Regions from separate parts of the Mus musculus genome. Here region 2 is linked to region 1. A link is a loop called in an ENCODE intact Hi-C map of the cell type or tissue named here. Cell type or tissue: left cerebral cortex. All regions are shown on one strand.

Evidence for each region. A loop is a pair of places that touch in the nucleus more often than their neighbours do. Peaks named below come from ENCODE experiments on the same cell type or tissue, not always from the same donor. Only the 100,000 strongest peaks of a DNase experiment are listed, where the experiment ranks them.
Region 2: it touches region 1 in a loop (18-fold over the local background); 11 of 42 quality-filtered maps call a loop at or near these places.

What each region holds. Positions count from the first base shown.
Region 1 is chr15:42,700,106-42,708,105 of GRCm38, forward strand. It overlaps Gm41314 (a long non-coding RNA gene), which reads left to right and starts at 4,650. Exons shown (of 4, transcript XR_875324.1): 1 at 4,650-5,080; 2 at 5,919-5,997. In left cerebral cortex, CTCF peaks have their summits at 4,646 (motif pointing left) and 6,950; a DNase peak (open chromatin) is centred at 4,653.
Region 2 is chr15:42,203,546-42,211,545 of GRCm38, forward strand. No RefSeq gene overlaps it. Among named protein-coding and RNA genes, the nearest start is that of Abra, 340 kb to the left of the region's middle. In left cerebral cortex, a CTCF peak has its summit at 4,080; a DNase peak (open chromatin) is centred at 4,080.

The DNA of each region.
Region 1 (8,000 bases):
CAGATCTGAGCCAATCCTACTGTTCAGCTGCTTATAAAGCACGACAGCTTGTATTCTGGGTAAAATTACTTTATGCCACATGTTTCTGTTAACTGTCAACTCACTTATATTCAGAAGATAAGTTCCCAAGAGCAAGCAGCAATCATTAACTAAGTGTGAAATAGTCAACTTACTTATGGGTAGATATTGTGCCTATAGATATCATGTACAATAAAAGCTTGAGCTGAATAATTATTTACTCTTTTACTTACTCAACTAATGCATGCTGAGGACCCACTATGTGCTGGTTCTCTGCAATTCCCAAAGACTATCACAGTATAATAATAAATACAGCAATGCTATAAACAATGGCTACTTGTGTACACTCTATTTGACATGCCATGCTAAGCCATATATGTGTCTCAGATCATTCCCTTTATAGAAAAATTCATAACATGTGTATGTTGCTGTTCTATATTAAGATGCCAACACTTAGACACACTGATTCTTCATGTGAAGTCAGAATTGGCAAACAGCAAAGCCACAGTTTGATCCAGAGTCCTTAGAACTCCTACGTTCTGTTCCCAAGCATTACTGATACCATTGCCACTGTGCATTGTATCATAACCCCCAGTCCTGCTCTCTCCTGGACCCATACTGTGAAAATGAACAGTGTCAGGCAGGGATCACTTCAATGATTTTTAGGTAACAAAGGCTAATTAAATCAAATAAAAATGATAGGTTTTTGAATCAGACAACTTTTGAGCATATGGTGATGTTAGTATTTGATGAATATTAACTGATGGTAGTTAATGACAAACTATAGTTAATGTAGTTGCACTGCATGACCCTTGAGGTACCTTCCAAGCAAGAGAGTCTGTGATTAAAGAAGTGGCTGAATCTAGTTGTTCCTAGATTCTATCTCTAGACTGTCTCTTGAAAAATAATCACATTTTGTTCAGGCTATTTTCATAGTAGTAAACTGGGCTAAATAAGACACTTAAAAAGAGGTCACTCATAAAAGAGTGGCTCAAGAGGGACAAACATCATCTCTAATTGGATTCCATGTCAATAAAGAACTAACGATTAAAACTACATGGCTGATACGTCACTTGGCATAATGGAAGGACCACAAAAGGAAAAGTATTGATTTGTCTAATTGTATAACTCATAAGATCTCCAAAAATGCTCATCTATACTTTTCTAAATCCAATGTGTCAAAAATTCCTTCAGAAGACTTTGGTCAGCTCAGTTTGTAGGAATTTGATTGGTGCAGAAAACTATGGTTGATCTTGAATATACTTAAAAAGATAATTCTTGGACTTCATGCAAATTCCTTTTTGTTCTGTAACTTCAACTCCTGCTTAGACACATCATCTCATCATAATCCATAATCCATAATCAAGAACACTTGGACAATTTCCTCCTAGCTAAGTTATTAGGATGGTTTCCTGGGTTATAGACTATTCCCAACCTAATGGCCACTCATTGGCAAGAGAAAGAAGTCCCCTTTGTAATTAACAGGAAAACATAACAAAACAAAATCTACATAGTATTCCAACATTTTGACCATATTTACCAGGTCTTTGACCTATTTACCTTTCCATAAACTTAGAGTTAAAGTACAAATCCTATACTGGGGTTTATAAGTTTTGTTTAACAAATCCTATACTGGGGTTTATAAGTTTTGTTTAACATACTTATCAGTGGAGAGGAATCATTCTAGATGTCCCCAAGTCTGAGTTGCTATAACATGTCTTGAGCCAAACTCCATTTATGCACAAAAACTTTCATTCTGGGCTTCATGGCAAGGGCTGGGATATTGTGTACCAATTCATATCTTTAATGTATCTTTTTCCCCGTTGGAAACAATATTTTCACAGGAATTTTGGAGCTGGGTCAACCAGTGATCTGAATTATATTTAAACGTGGTCCTGATGTTTTTTAAAGGAGCATTTTTAGCAAACCAAACAAAATGCTTACATAAGCCAGGAAAGGTTGTAGCAACAATATGATCATGCTATAATTATTGCCATTTAAGAAAAATAGAGATTGTATGAATAGAACCAGGGAGTTGACCAACTGTTTAGGCTTCAGATGGAAGCACTCCAATGAAAATCTGCCTGGTGATTAAAGTGCCGACCTTGAGAAACACAAATCTTACACCAGAGCCTACCTCTGTCACTCACTGAGTGACCTTGGCCATGTTACAGTGCTCTCTCTTTCCACAAGTCTACCTCACAGAACTATAATGTGGTTTCAATGTGCTAATGTATTTCGACATTCTCATTCCCCTGCTTGGCACATAAGAACCACTCTGTAGTGTGTGCTGGGTTTTATTCATTCAGCTATTGAAAGTCTACAATTGTCAAAGACGGACAAATGTAAAGCAATAAACAAGAAAAACTACACAGTGGTGAGAAATGGTTTTGTTACGTTTTGGAAAAAAGTTTTTAAGTTTTGTGTTTTTGTGTGCTCTTAGATAGTTTGGGGACAGATGCTATTTTCTTGGATAGCTTGCATGCATCCTGTCAAGATGAAATGTCCATTTAAATGTCTTTAAGTGACATTTAGGATATAATAGTTAATTTGTATTGGCTTATTTATCTCTGCCACAGGTCAGTTCTGAAAACACAGGGCATACATACTGGAACAGTAATGAAGTTAAGGCTACCAGAGTTCTTTATGAGCCTTGTGACGACTGAGATCATATGATGGACAGCTGAAGAGAACAGGAGGATTAGAGGCAGCTCTGAAAACAGCACCTTTGGAACCAATGTGTCTCTGCAACGAGAAACCTTTGCTCAAGCACGTGCTACAATGTTCAGTGTCTGTAGAAGTCAAGAGACAGGATCTCCTTGGGACTCTGCTTCTGGTCATTCGCTCACTTAGGAACTTGATCTCTGGGACAGCATATACAAAGGCTTATGATTCACTTAGAAAACATACAACTCTGTATGTGCATGTATGGGACACAGAATGTGCTGAATTATAGATACAAACACATATATAATTACATGTATTATTTAAATTTAGTGTGTTATGTATTATATATTTATATTAAATAGAGAGAATATAATATATATTTCTAAATATATTTAATTATATATACATAATTATGTATACGTACATATATATGTTTTCATATTCTCGGTTCTCATAAGTGAACATTAAGAAAACAATCACTCCTAACCTCAGCTTTCTCATTCACAAAATAAGGTTCTTAAATAGAAATGGATCCCAATGCATTCCACTTTGTAGGCAGTATGATTCTTTTTTACCCCTCAGCTAATAATTACCTTTTAATTATCTGAAGAATGTAAAACCAATTTTTATTTAAAAATTAGTGTGAGTATATACATGGAAAAAGTGTACTGTGAATGAGTGTTTGAGTTGAGGTTTAGAAGACTATTTTTCAGCTGGGGAACAAAGTACGAATAAACACAAACAAAATTTTATTTCAAGGGAACTGACCAGGTGGGATGATTATACAAAATAGATGCAAATTAACAATGAAGGTTTTACAATCAGAACTATATGACTTTAAATCCTAGGCTCATGACAGTGCTAGGGGATAGATTATTATGAAATCTTTCGGGTCAGTCTTTATTGTCAAAGGACAGCACATACTTGTTGCTCTATTGAAAAGATCAACGCCACATCATCTAGCATGGGAACTGCTTCATTGAACACCTTCAAATATTACCTGTGTGCCGATCCTCTCTACAAGTGTTTCTGCTGAGGATAAGAACTTGTGGGTTCACCAAAAGCAACCATGACTTACAGGAATACTTTTTGGAAATATGTACTTCACAATTATTATCAGCTTGTACTTTAGGGTCTCACATTTATATACAAATTCCAGGTCTGTCATGTATTATTTACTTATTTACATTCTGAGAAAGGCAGTCTTTCTTCTCCTAACTAGATGGTATGAGGTTTATGAAAGAAAGTGTAGCACAGCCTCTAGTACGTAGCAACCGAATACATGATAGTCGCTTTAGCACACTTATATTCTTCAAGCTTGGAGTAGTTAATGGAATGAAAAGGCATGTCAATCAATATTTCTGGAGAAACGAATGAGAAGACGAATATTCCTTGGTTGTTGAACTACACGCAGACTCTCAATGTCTTCTTGGAGTGAGGCAGGTCCTAGGATCTCACAGCTTCCTATAGAAGGCATGTCATTTTCAAAGACGTCTTACTTGACATGTAAACAATGCCCAGTAAACCTCTTGTGTTCTTTTTATGGAAGCAGCTAGCAGCTAGGGGTTGTACATGTTTTTGTTTTTTTTCCACTCAGTTATAAAACTGTTTCATGATACTTTTCTTAGGTGTTCAGTCAAATGGGGGTGCTCAAAAAGGAGAAAATGGGACTGAAAGCTTTAGGAAATCTAAAATGAAGTTGAGTTAGCTCCATTGAGTATTCCTGAAGTAGTTATACAAAAAAGACCTAAAAAAAGTGTTCACTTCATACATAAGCATGTTTTTAAATGTGTGAAAGACATTAAATGAATAAAAATGAACAAGCCACCATTAAAAATTTATACTTCATTGGATAATCTATAGGATCCAAAGTTAACAAAAATTTTATTACTAAAAATCTTTAAATGCAATTAAATCATTTTAGACCAACTTTTAATCATCAATTATGTGTGGGCTCCCTCTGCTGGATCTTCACACTCTGAATACTGGGAGAGGTTTAGTACCATATAGTTAGTTACCTAACCAAAAACTTTACTCATATTGTTGCAATAAACATAAAATGACCATGCCCAATTTCAAACCCACAGTTCAATATTTTGTCAGATGATGAAGTTAAAATCAGTTGTAGCTGTAATTTTCATCATCATTGAGAAACAGGGCTTTTATTTGGGTTTGGGTCAGAGTGTAAGTGTTTTGAGTGCTTTAGTTTATCTTTTGAAAGGGTGTAGATGCTCTTTGTAGAGGGTCACATGTGGTCCATGGTGCTGGTTGCCAGGGTAACCATGTCCTCTGTCTGTACATGTCAAGGCCAATTGCTTCTTTGGAGACAACTGGATTATCAGTTGGAAGGAAACAGAAAGAATGCAAATTACGATGTTGCCATTGCTTCAGAAAGGTATGGTTATATGAAGCCGACTCAGAGGCATCTTCATATCCATAGCAAGTTTCTTTAATGTTAACAACATTGTCATTGTTTTTCACTCACCAGTCCACCCTGGTGAATGCTTAGCCACCTCCTTCTTTTGAAGCAGAGGGTTCTTTATTTGCTGAGCTTGAAAAAGGATGTGAGAACAAGAATGTTCATTAATATAGTTAGAACTTTTCTCTACCTTCAGCCATAAGCTATTAACCCAAAACACTGTTAATGTGTTATCTTTCCAATATACAAAGCATATCTAATAAAGTTTTCTCTTCAAGAATATGGCACAGTGATCCTGAATTCAGGCACTACGCTCTAACAATTGTTGGAAGAGAGTTGTAATTAAGATAAGTTTCACTTTAAGACTAGCAAAGTCTTGGTTAGCTTTGTCTTTAGGAAGAACATAATTAAAATGTTTTATTGTAGACCAGAATCTGATTTGGTCCTTCTAATGTAGTTTCTTATAATGAGATGTCCAAAATTAAATTTTGTTTTTCATCAGCTTATGTAAAGTACAATTTATGTGTGAAAATTTACAAATATTATACTTTATTGTTATTATTATTACTAATGTTTTTTTTATAGTTAAGACAGTGTGTGGTCATGTCTCCTAGGTTGCTTGAGCCAGCTATCCTCCTGTCTCAGTTTCCCAAATGTTGTAATTGTAGGCATGTGACACCATCCTGGTTTATTATTTAACTTTTATCACTGAGTTTCCAAACCCATTTAACAAGATAAATTTTACATCATACATAAACACAACCATAAAATGTATCAATGGTTCTAAAATAAGCCTTTTTTATAATCTTCACAGAGTTCATTAAAGTGAAAGGCACCATTGATAATTGATGCCCCTTTGATGCCTTGGACAAGCAAGGTGTTGAGAGATGCAGGTAAGGGCTGCTATCCAGCTCTGGACACAAGGGCTAATGTCGGGGACATAAATGCCAAGACTCTATTCTCTGAGACAAGATTTAGGAGCCTCGTGAGATTATTGATTAATAAGAATGGAAAAGAGCTCAAAGTGAAGGTGTTCTGTAAGTAGAGAGACCCGTGGAATTTTAAAGTCACAATATGCAAAATAGATATAAAATAGTTTATAATCTTAGAATGATAATATTAAGAACATATTGAGTTAAGAAAAGAATGTTAAAATTAATCTCACCAGTTTGTTTAACTTGGAACCTTAAAACTACTTTGTTTTGCCCAGTGTTGGACAGGATGATTCTAATTGCTCTCATAAAGGAGCTCTTTCAGAGGAATCATAGAAGACAGAGATTAGAATGTGTAGGCTATAGAAAGAGTGTTGAGGAACACCCATAATTAGCAGGTGCATTAAAAAATAGGGAAACTGGCAAGAGATGAGGGAGTGATCTGGGACAAGAGTGTCAAAGAATGTGGTCAGACATGTGTTGCAGAGTGCCAGGGAGGAGAAGGTAGTTAGGTTTGCTAGATAGGGAACCACTGGCCATTGAACCTGTGACAGAATAGTTGTAGTGGGAGCCAGTTTGAAAACCAGCTAGGGACAAGGGTCAAAATTATTCTTTCAAGAAAGTAAAAAAAACATGTGAGTATTAGTATGGTTAGGAGGAGAAACCAGTGGAGGGGCAAAGACTCAAGATCATTTAGATCCTCAGTACCAGTTTTCCAATTAATTCACTTAGGCGGGATTTGGGGTACCCTGTAAAGATGGTTACAAAGAAGGAAACAAGCTTCCAGATGTATTACCTACAATTTTTATCTGTAACATCTATGCAGTATCTAAGATTCTTTACTGTGTTATCACTATTCTCTGAGATGGTGCAGTCTGAGAGCTACCAGCAGGAGGCTGTGGGTTTTACACCTGAGAGAATTGGGATAGTCACTGGAGAGGCAATCACTTTGGAAAAATAAAGGACTTGGAAGAAAGTATTAGTGAGGGAGTGGATTTGGGGGTACTCTGGCATGGCTCTGCTTCCAGACTTACCCAAGGACATCACTCAAAGAAAATGGAGATAAGGGAGCCTTTTGTTGTTGTTTGGATATAAATGAAACTGTAGAAAGCTCTTATGGGCTGGTAATATTTTTTCTTCCAAAAGTTAACATGCAGATGCCATAACCTCCAAATGCAGTTATATTTGGAGATGGTACCTAAGGCAGTAATCAAAGCTCCATAATAGAGTAGGACTATCCATAGGGAAAGAGACATCAATCTCCTCCCTCCTGCCCTCTCTTCCTCCCTCCCCTTTTCCCTCCACACTCTCTCCCCCAACACTGATAAGAGGCCTTGAGCCTTGGCCATAGACTTCCAGTTTCCTAACAGTAAGAAAATATGGCCATGTTTATAAATTACAGTCTGTGATATATTGAAATGACACTGAACAGATGAAGAGAAGAGAACCACAACTCTAGGTCTCTTACTTGTTGTCCTCCTGCCTCAAGCACTCTGCATGCTAGACTTTCAGGATTACTACTATATAAGGCTTAGAATATATATAGTGTTTCCAAAGCCAGGAGAAGAGATATCTGGAAGATGACAGGAGTGAATAGCCACTTTATACCTAGTGCTAATTGCTGACCTTGGTCTCACCTCTGTGCCATGCAGCACCGCGTCAAGTGCTGCATGTTTTGGTTATGGCCTAGGGGCTGGGCTTCCGCATGATACCCCTGTGCATCAACAGGCCGAAGACCGGCATTTTTCTCCCATGGGGATACCTGCTTACTATGACCTACTCATCGAAACTGCCAGTGCTGTTTTTCAAGCCTGTATCACTCATGAATTAGCTTTACCAAGACTCTCTACCCATCACCCACCATTGTGTGAGCCATTTATCTATAGTTAACCCTTCAACATGTACACTATATTACAGATTTCTTACTCCTTTGACTTCTCTGGTTGAACACTGGCTGATACAGA
Region 2 (8,000 bases), 500 kb before region 1:
CCAAAGGTAATCTATAGATTTAATCAATCCCCATCAAAATCCCAACACAATTCTTCAAGGACATGGAAAGAGTAATTCTTAAATTCATCTGGAAAGGCAAAACTCCCAGAATAGCTAAAACAATTCCTAACAATAAAAGAATGGCTGAGGAATCACTGTCCCTGCCCTCAATCTTCACTATAGAGCAGTAGTGATTAAAAACTGCAGCCAGGCGGTGGTGGCGCACGCCTTTAATCCCAACACTTGGGAGGCAGAGGCTGGCAGATTTCTGAGTTCGAGGCCAGGCTGGTCTACAAAGTGAGTTCCAGGACAGCCAGGGCTATACAGAGAAACCCTGTCTCAAAACAAAAGAAAACAAACAAACAAACAAACAAAAAAAACTGCATGGTGTTGGTACAGAGACAGACATGTTGATCAATGGAAAAGAATTGAAGACCCAGAATTAAAACCACATACTTAAGGTCACTTGATCTTTGATAAAGATGTCAAAAATATACAATGGAACAAAGAAAGCATCTTCAATAAATGGTGCTGGTCTGTCTGTATGTAGAAGAATGAAAATAGCCCCATACTTGTCACCTTGTACAAAGCTAAACTCCAAGTGGGTCAAGGACCTCACCATAAAACCAGATACATTGAATCTAATAGTAGAGAAAGTGGGAAAGAGCCTTGAACTCATTGGCACAGGGGTAAATTTCCTAAACAGAATTTCAATGGCTCATGCTCTAAGATTAAGAATTAATAAATAGGACCTCATGAAATTGGAAAGCTTCTGTAAGGCAAAGGGCATAGTAAATAAGACAAATAAGCTACCTACAGATTGGAAAAAAAATCTTCACTAACTCCACATCCAATAGAGGGCCAATATCCAAAATATATAAGGAACTCAAGAAGTTAATCACCAAAAAATCCAAACAACTCAATCAAAAAATGAACTAAACTGAGAATTCACTAAACTCAGGAATCTTGAATGGCTGAGAAGCACCTGAAGAAATGTTCAAAATCCTTAGTGATCAGAGAAATGAAATAAACGACCCTGAGATTCCACCTTTTACCCATCAGAAGAGCTAAGATCAAAACCTCACGTGCCAACACATGTTTGAGAGAATGTGGAGAAAGAAGAACACTCTTCCATTGCTGCTGGGATTGCAATCTGGTACAACTACTCTGGAAATCAATCTGGAGGTTCCTCAGAAAATTGGAAATAGATCTACCTGAAGACCCAGCTATACCACTCTTGGTAATATACTCAAAAGATGCCCTACCACGTCACAGGGGAACATATTCCACCATGTTCATAGCAGCCTTACTTGTGATAGCCAGAACCTGGAAACAACCCAGATGTCCCATGACAGAAGAATGGATATAGAAAATGTGGTTCATTTACACATTGTAATACTACTCAGCTATTAAGAATGAGGACATCCTGAGTTTTGCAGGCAAATGGATGGAACTAGAAAATATCATCTGAGATTACTCAGACCCAAAAGGACATGCATGGTATATTCTCTCTAATGAGTGCATATTAGCCAAAATAAAGTACAGAATACCCAAGATAGAGTCCAGCACAATTGAAAACAGGGGATAAAACAAAACAAAACAACATCAACAAAAAAGAAAAATTTCTCAAGACATAAAGTGCAATAGATATGAGAGATACGAGAAATAGTTCTCATCATTAGCCATCAGGAAAATATAAATTAAAACCACAATTAGCATATAGTTGTTATGACAACTATTATTATAGATAATAAGGCTAATGAGGGTGAAACCTAATGGAATTTCCCCCATATTGCCATCAATCTAAAACTAGAACTGATATCAAATACAGCAGATACACCTCTTAGAGAATATGTCTTAAAGATGCTAATTATCTATGTGTACATACATATTTCTTATTTGGTTTCTGCATTACTCCCTATGAAAGATAATATGTCAATGAACGGAAAAAGAATTAGAATATAAACAAGAAAGACATAAAACAGAATTTTAAACGAAGAAACCTACCGTTCACAATTGTAAACATAAGCCTAGAAGACATCGCCATAAATGAAATAAACTAAACACAGAAACAAACAGGCAAACAACAACCAGGGCATGACATTTCTTTGTGTAATGAAAAACTGTTGAATCCATAGCAACAAAATGTATAAGAATGATTAATAGCTGAGCAGATTTAAAAATGAAGTAATTTGGGCCAAGTGGATAAAAGTAGTAGATATATTGGGTGAATAAATATATATTTCATGTACATTATAAGCACTAAAGTCAATATCATATTACATCAGGAAAAGTATCAAGATATTCTATTTTAGATGTTCTTCTTATAGACAGATACACTAAATGAATAATTAATAAAAGGTTATAGTTCGAATAACTTTAATAATGTTAGCAAGCATTTCAATGGATAGATAGCTAGTAGATGGCAGATAGATAGGTATGACATCCTTTAATGTAGTTTATGAAACAATGAGGGTAATTTTTAAGAAGGATTTTAAGTTAAAAGTTCAGTCAGGATAGGAAGGAAGGAAGCACCATGGTGTGGTAGGTAAGGTATAGAAAAAGAACTAAAAACTATTTGGATCAATTTACTATTCTATGGATTTATGACATGTTCCAAAGTGGATAATTGCAAATATTGCCTCATATCTTACCTAATCAACCGTTGATGGCAAGCTCTGTAGTCATGAGGTTAATCCCAAGTCACTGTAAATCAAGTGGAATGCAAAGAACAGAGGGGTAACTTGATGCAGAAATACCTCCTGCCCTTTTCTGAACCACATTCAATGAAGTCTGGTATTCTAATATAGAGAATTATGTGCTTATATGACTACTAATAAAGATATCTTTCCCAGTATCATGATTCAAAACAATTTTTTTCTCATGTTAATCAAGAAAATTCAAAATGCTTAAGTGTTTGTTGACATCCCCACTAACGGCATATATGGAAATGCTTATGAGGACTGCTGGCACATGCTACTGAATACCAGTGTTAACCTCAACCTATGGACACTTGTCAGCTTGAAGAGTGAACTGTGTATACCTGCTGGGATTGCCATGGTGATTAACTCCACTGACCCTTTCATCAGTTCCTATTTTTCAGGATTTGGAGTTCAAAGGAAGGCCTACACTTTAGTCCATTACAAAGAAGCAGAGGCTCCGCACCCTGTGCTAAGCTTTCCTGGATTGCTTCTACATGCCTAAGAAGCGGTGCATACTCAAAAGATATTTTCTAGGTTTCCATTTGACTTTTACTTTTCCTGCGAGTCTCCGCAGCACACGAACCATCTCCATTTTAAGTTTTAAAGGCTATACAAATATGTGTTGAACCAAGATTAGGAAAAAGGTAACTATACAAATACTATAGATAAAGTTCTCTTCTCATCCTGCCTCTTGTTAGTATATTATATATTATATAAATATATAATAGTGTATTATAACAGAGCATGTTATAATAATAGCACTGGGAAACATCCTTGTACTATTTTTTTAGGGGTGTCTTCCTACTTGTAGTTTGTGCTTGTACAACTTTGTGTGTTGCTAAAAAATATTTACATAAATTTATAAACCTCTAAACTTGACTTGCCAGCAGTTTCAAATTTACGGAATCTTTAACATTCTACTAAGAATTGAATTTCATGTACAGACTGTGGGCATAGCATGTAAAATGAAATATATATATTAGCATTAAGCAGGTTGGTGCAGAAGTAGAAGAAGGTGGTTCATGTGGGCAATATACCTCCCTTGGGTCCAATCCTGGTTAACTTAAGCCTTACAGCTAATAGGTCTTATCACAGTCTGTGACATGGAACTGGCCAGAGGCCCAGATCCAGAGCATTTAATTGGATGAATGACGATTAATCTGGAGACAATATAAATCAAAGGATTCAAGGAATGGGGCTGTTCTGTTCATCACAAGTGGCATCTTTGGCAAATTAATAACCCCCACTCTCTCAGCACAGACAAATCGAGTCCTGTTAATCTTTGTGCAAGGCTCAACATAAGAAAAGGTTTGACTTTCCAGGATGCCCAGCCTCTGTGGCCCAGCCTTACTGAAAGGCAGATGTAACATAATCTGTGAGCCAGCAGATGTCGTACATACATTGTTCATTATTTGCTTTGTCCAAGTACAGAGCAAGCACTCGGACGAAAGAGGACCATTGCTGCAGCAGTTAAGTAATTCAGAGGATTCTACTCTGAGTAGTGTTGAAGTTGCTGGTAAAATTTACTTCCTCTAAAAGTGTATGAGTGGTTCATGAAAATAGCTTCATTCATAGGAAGCATTTTAAAAAGTGAAACATAATAATTGCTTTTGTGACTGTTCAATTTTTCTGCCAATATTTTTTAATATTTAATTTTCCCTAAGATGATTTTAATTTTAATTCATGTCTGATTGCTTTCCATTTAGTCACGACTTGCTAGTTTCTAAGAATACTGAGTTAAATGAGATTTCCCCTCTCAGTGACATGGCTTCAGAAATAAGCTGACTAACAGAAGTCAACTACGGTGTTGTCTAGGGTTAGGGCCTCTGGAAAGAAATACTGAGATACACTATGGGTGAGCACTTGTGAGGATATGGTGAAGGGAACAGAATTAAGCAAAGGGAATGGCCAATGAATGTAATATTTTGCCAAAATACTAGCCAGTACAGTGGGGCTATTGGAATACATACATATTCTTTAGGACCTGACCCACATTAGCCAGGTGATTAAAATCTCTCATTAGCCAATTGCTGGATAGGTTTTCCTGTGTGCTGGATGCTATCTTCGAGAATCTGTAGGACCCTGGCCGAGCTAGAGTGGCCAAAGAGTTGAGCTCTCTGAAAGGGAGAGGGAGTTGGGTCAAGGCAGGCTGCTGGGTCTCTTCTGGCCACCACTGTTCTAGCATAAGTGGCACACAATGGGATGATAGTGACCAACAGGGCTCAGTGGGACAGCAGGGAGTACCAGGTGGTTAGGAGCTAAGGTTGGGGCCACAGAGATGGAAGTGACTGTGGTAGGTTCAAACAGCTTCCAACTACAAAAGCTTCATGAAAGAATTCACTTCCCCAAAGTGTTACACCTCTATCTATGACAGATGCTCTCAGATCTTTGATGAAATAGCACACGCACTTTATTCCTTGTGGACAGGGTCTTTTATACATTTTGGGGTGGGTTGGGGTCTAAAAGGAGATGCTTCCTATTTGCTTGGTCTGAGATGTTAATGATGCTTCATCTGCATGTAAAGGCGCTTCAGGCACTGCCCTACAGGACTGATTGTCAGTATCCTCTTCGTGGGGTGTCATGGTCACCTGTTCCAGGACAGGAACCTGGCTGGGAGTAAATAAAATGGCTACTGTTCTTAGGTATGAATGCACTGGGGTTTCTTTTTCTTTTCTTTTTTTTTTTATGTTTTTACATAAAAAGAGTTTACTTATAGAAATATACCCAAGAACACAATTAGACAGATACAAAATATAATTTCAAAGCTATTAGAGCCCAACAAATTTAAAATGATGTAATGCAAACATCAAAGCAAGCTAACAACAAAACAGTAAGTTAAAAAAGGAATCAGAGAATCATCTAGCTAAATCTATGGTTACTATGTGAGTCAAAATACAGGAGAGTCCAAACACTTTGTGGCTCAGCTCAAGAAAGTTACTATAAGGTTATAATGAGAAACTCCTGAATCTATGGGTTTTTATTTTGTTTCATTTTATTTATTTTTTTATTGGGCATTTATTTCATTTACATTTCCAATGCTATCCCAAAAGTCCCCCACAGGCTCCCCCACCCACTCCCACTTCTTGGCCCTGGCGTTCCCCTGTACTGAGGCATATAAAGTTTTCAAGACCAATGGGCCTCTCTTACCACTGATGGCCTACTAGGCCATCTTCTGATTCATATGCAGCTAGAAACATGAGCATCGGGGGAGGGGGGTATTGGTTAGTTCATATTGTTGTTCCACCTATAGGATTGCAGATCCCTTCAGCTCCTTGGGTACTTTCTCTAGCTTCTCCATTGGGGGCCCTGTGATCCATCCAATAGCTGACTGTGAGCATCCACTTCTGTGTTTGCCAGGCCCCGGCACAGTCTCACAAGAGACAGCCATATCTGGGTCCTTTCAGCAAAATCTTGCTAGTGTATGCAATGGTGTCAGCGTTTGGAAGCTGATTATGGGATGGATCCCCGGATATGGCAGTTTCTAGATGGTCCATCCTTTCGTCTCAGCTCCAAACTTTGTCACTGTAACTCCTTCTACGGGTGTTTTGTTCCCAATTCTAAGAAGGGGCAAAGTGTCCACACTTTGGTCTTCGTTCTTCTTGAGTTTCATGCGTTTAGCAAATTGTATCTTCTATCTTGGCTATTCTAAGTTTCTGGGCTAATATGCACTTATCAGTGAGTACATATTGTGTGAGTTCTTTTGTGATTAGGTTACCTCACTCAGGATAATGTCCTCCAGGTCCATCCATTTGGCTAGGAATTTCATAAATTCATTCTTTTTAATAGCTGAGTAGTACTCCATTGTGTAAATGTACCACATTTTCTGTATCCATTCCTCTGTTGAGGGGCACCTGGGTTCTTTCCAGCTTCTGGCTATTACAAATAAGGCTGTTATGAACATAGTGGAGCATGTGTTCTTCTTACCAGTTGGAACATCTTCTGGATATATGCCCAAGAGAGGTATTGCTGGATCCTCCGGTAGTACTATGTCCAATTTTCTGAGGAACTGCCAGACTGATTTCCAGAGTGGTTGTACAAGCTTGCAATCCCACCAACAATGGAGGAGTGTTCCTCTTTCTCCACATCCCCGCCAGCATCTGCTGTCACCTGAATTTTTGATCTTAGCCATTCTGACTGGTGTGAGGTGGAATCTCAGGGTTGTTTTGATTTGCATTTCCCTGATGTTTAAGGATGTTGAACATTTTTTCAGTTGCTTCTCAGCCATTCAGTATTCCTCAGGTGAGAATTCTTTGTTTAGCTCTGAGCCCCATTTTTAATGGGGTTATTAGATTTTCTGGAGTTCACCTTCTTGAGTTCTTTATATATATTGGATATTAGTTCCCTATCTGATTTAGGATAGGTAAAGATGCTTTCCCAAACTGTTGGTCGCCTTTTTGTCTTATTGACGGTGTCTTTTGCCTTGCAGAAGCTTTGCAATTTTATGAGGTCCCATTTGTCAATTCTTGATCTTACAGCACAAGCCATTGCTGTTCTATTCAGGAATTTTTCCCCTGTGCCCATCTCTTCGAGGGTTTTCCCTACTTTCTCCTCAATAAGTTTCAATGTCTCTGGTTTTATGTGGAGTTCCTTAATCCATTTAGATTTGACCTTTGTACTGGGGTTTCTTAATCTGATTAAATTTACCAAGGTTTTTTTCTGTCTCGTGGCACAGTCCACTGCCCCACAGATAAGTACAAAATTTCTGTGGACAGATCAGGTAGATATTGAATCTGATAGCTTAAGACTACATATGGGCATTCTCCCTCAAATCTTGGAGGAAATGAGGCAGGTCTCTTCTTGTATGGAGATCCAGGTGTTGCATCTCTGTGGAAACCAAATATTCATTGTGATGGGGACCTTAGAAGAAGATTACAGGTTAGCTTTTGAGATCTGGGCATGGATTATGAGTTCACAGAATACCTTAGATTCATTCATAATTATATTGAAGATTTGGGAGCCTGCCAGAAGCAAGCAGGTATATGGTGGAATGATGTGCGAGAAAGAGAAACCAAGTAGCTTGTGGGCTATGAAGAGAGGTGGAACTGCAGAACAACAGCAGTGATGAATAGCCTGATGTGAGAGTCCTGCGCAGCAACCAGAGACAAGAGTATTGCCATGCTGTACCAAGAGTCATGTCTGGGACTGCAGTCCTGCTGCAACCAGGGCCTTTGTTGCTGTCTGTGGCCACATTACCACAAAAGACTATGAGAATATTTATGTCTGTACTGCAGCCTAAAACTATGATGATTCCTGAGAGGTTCACTGAGTTGGTTCTGCTCCACATGCCAGTGGTGACAT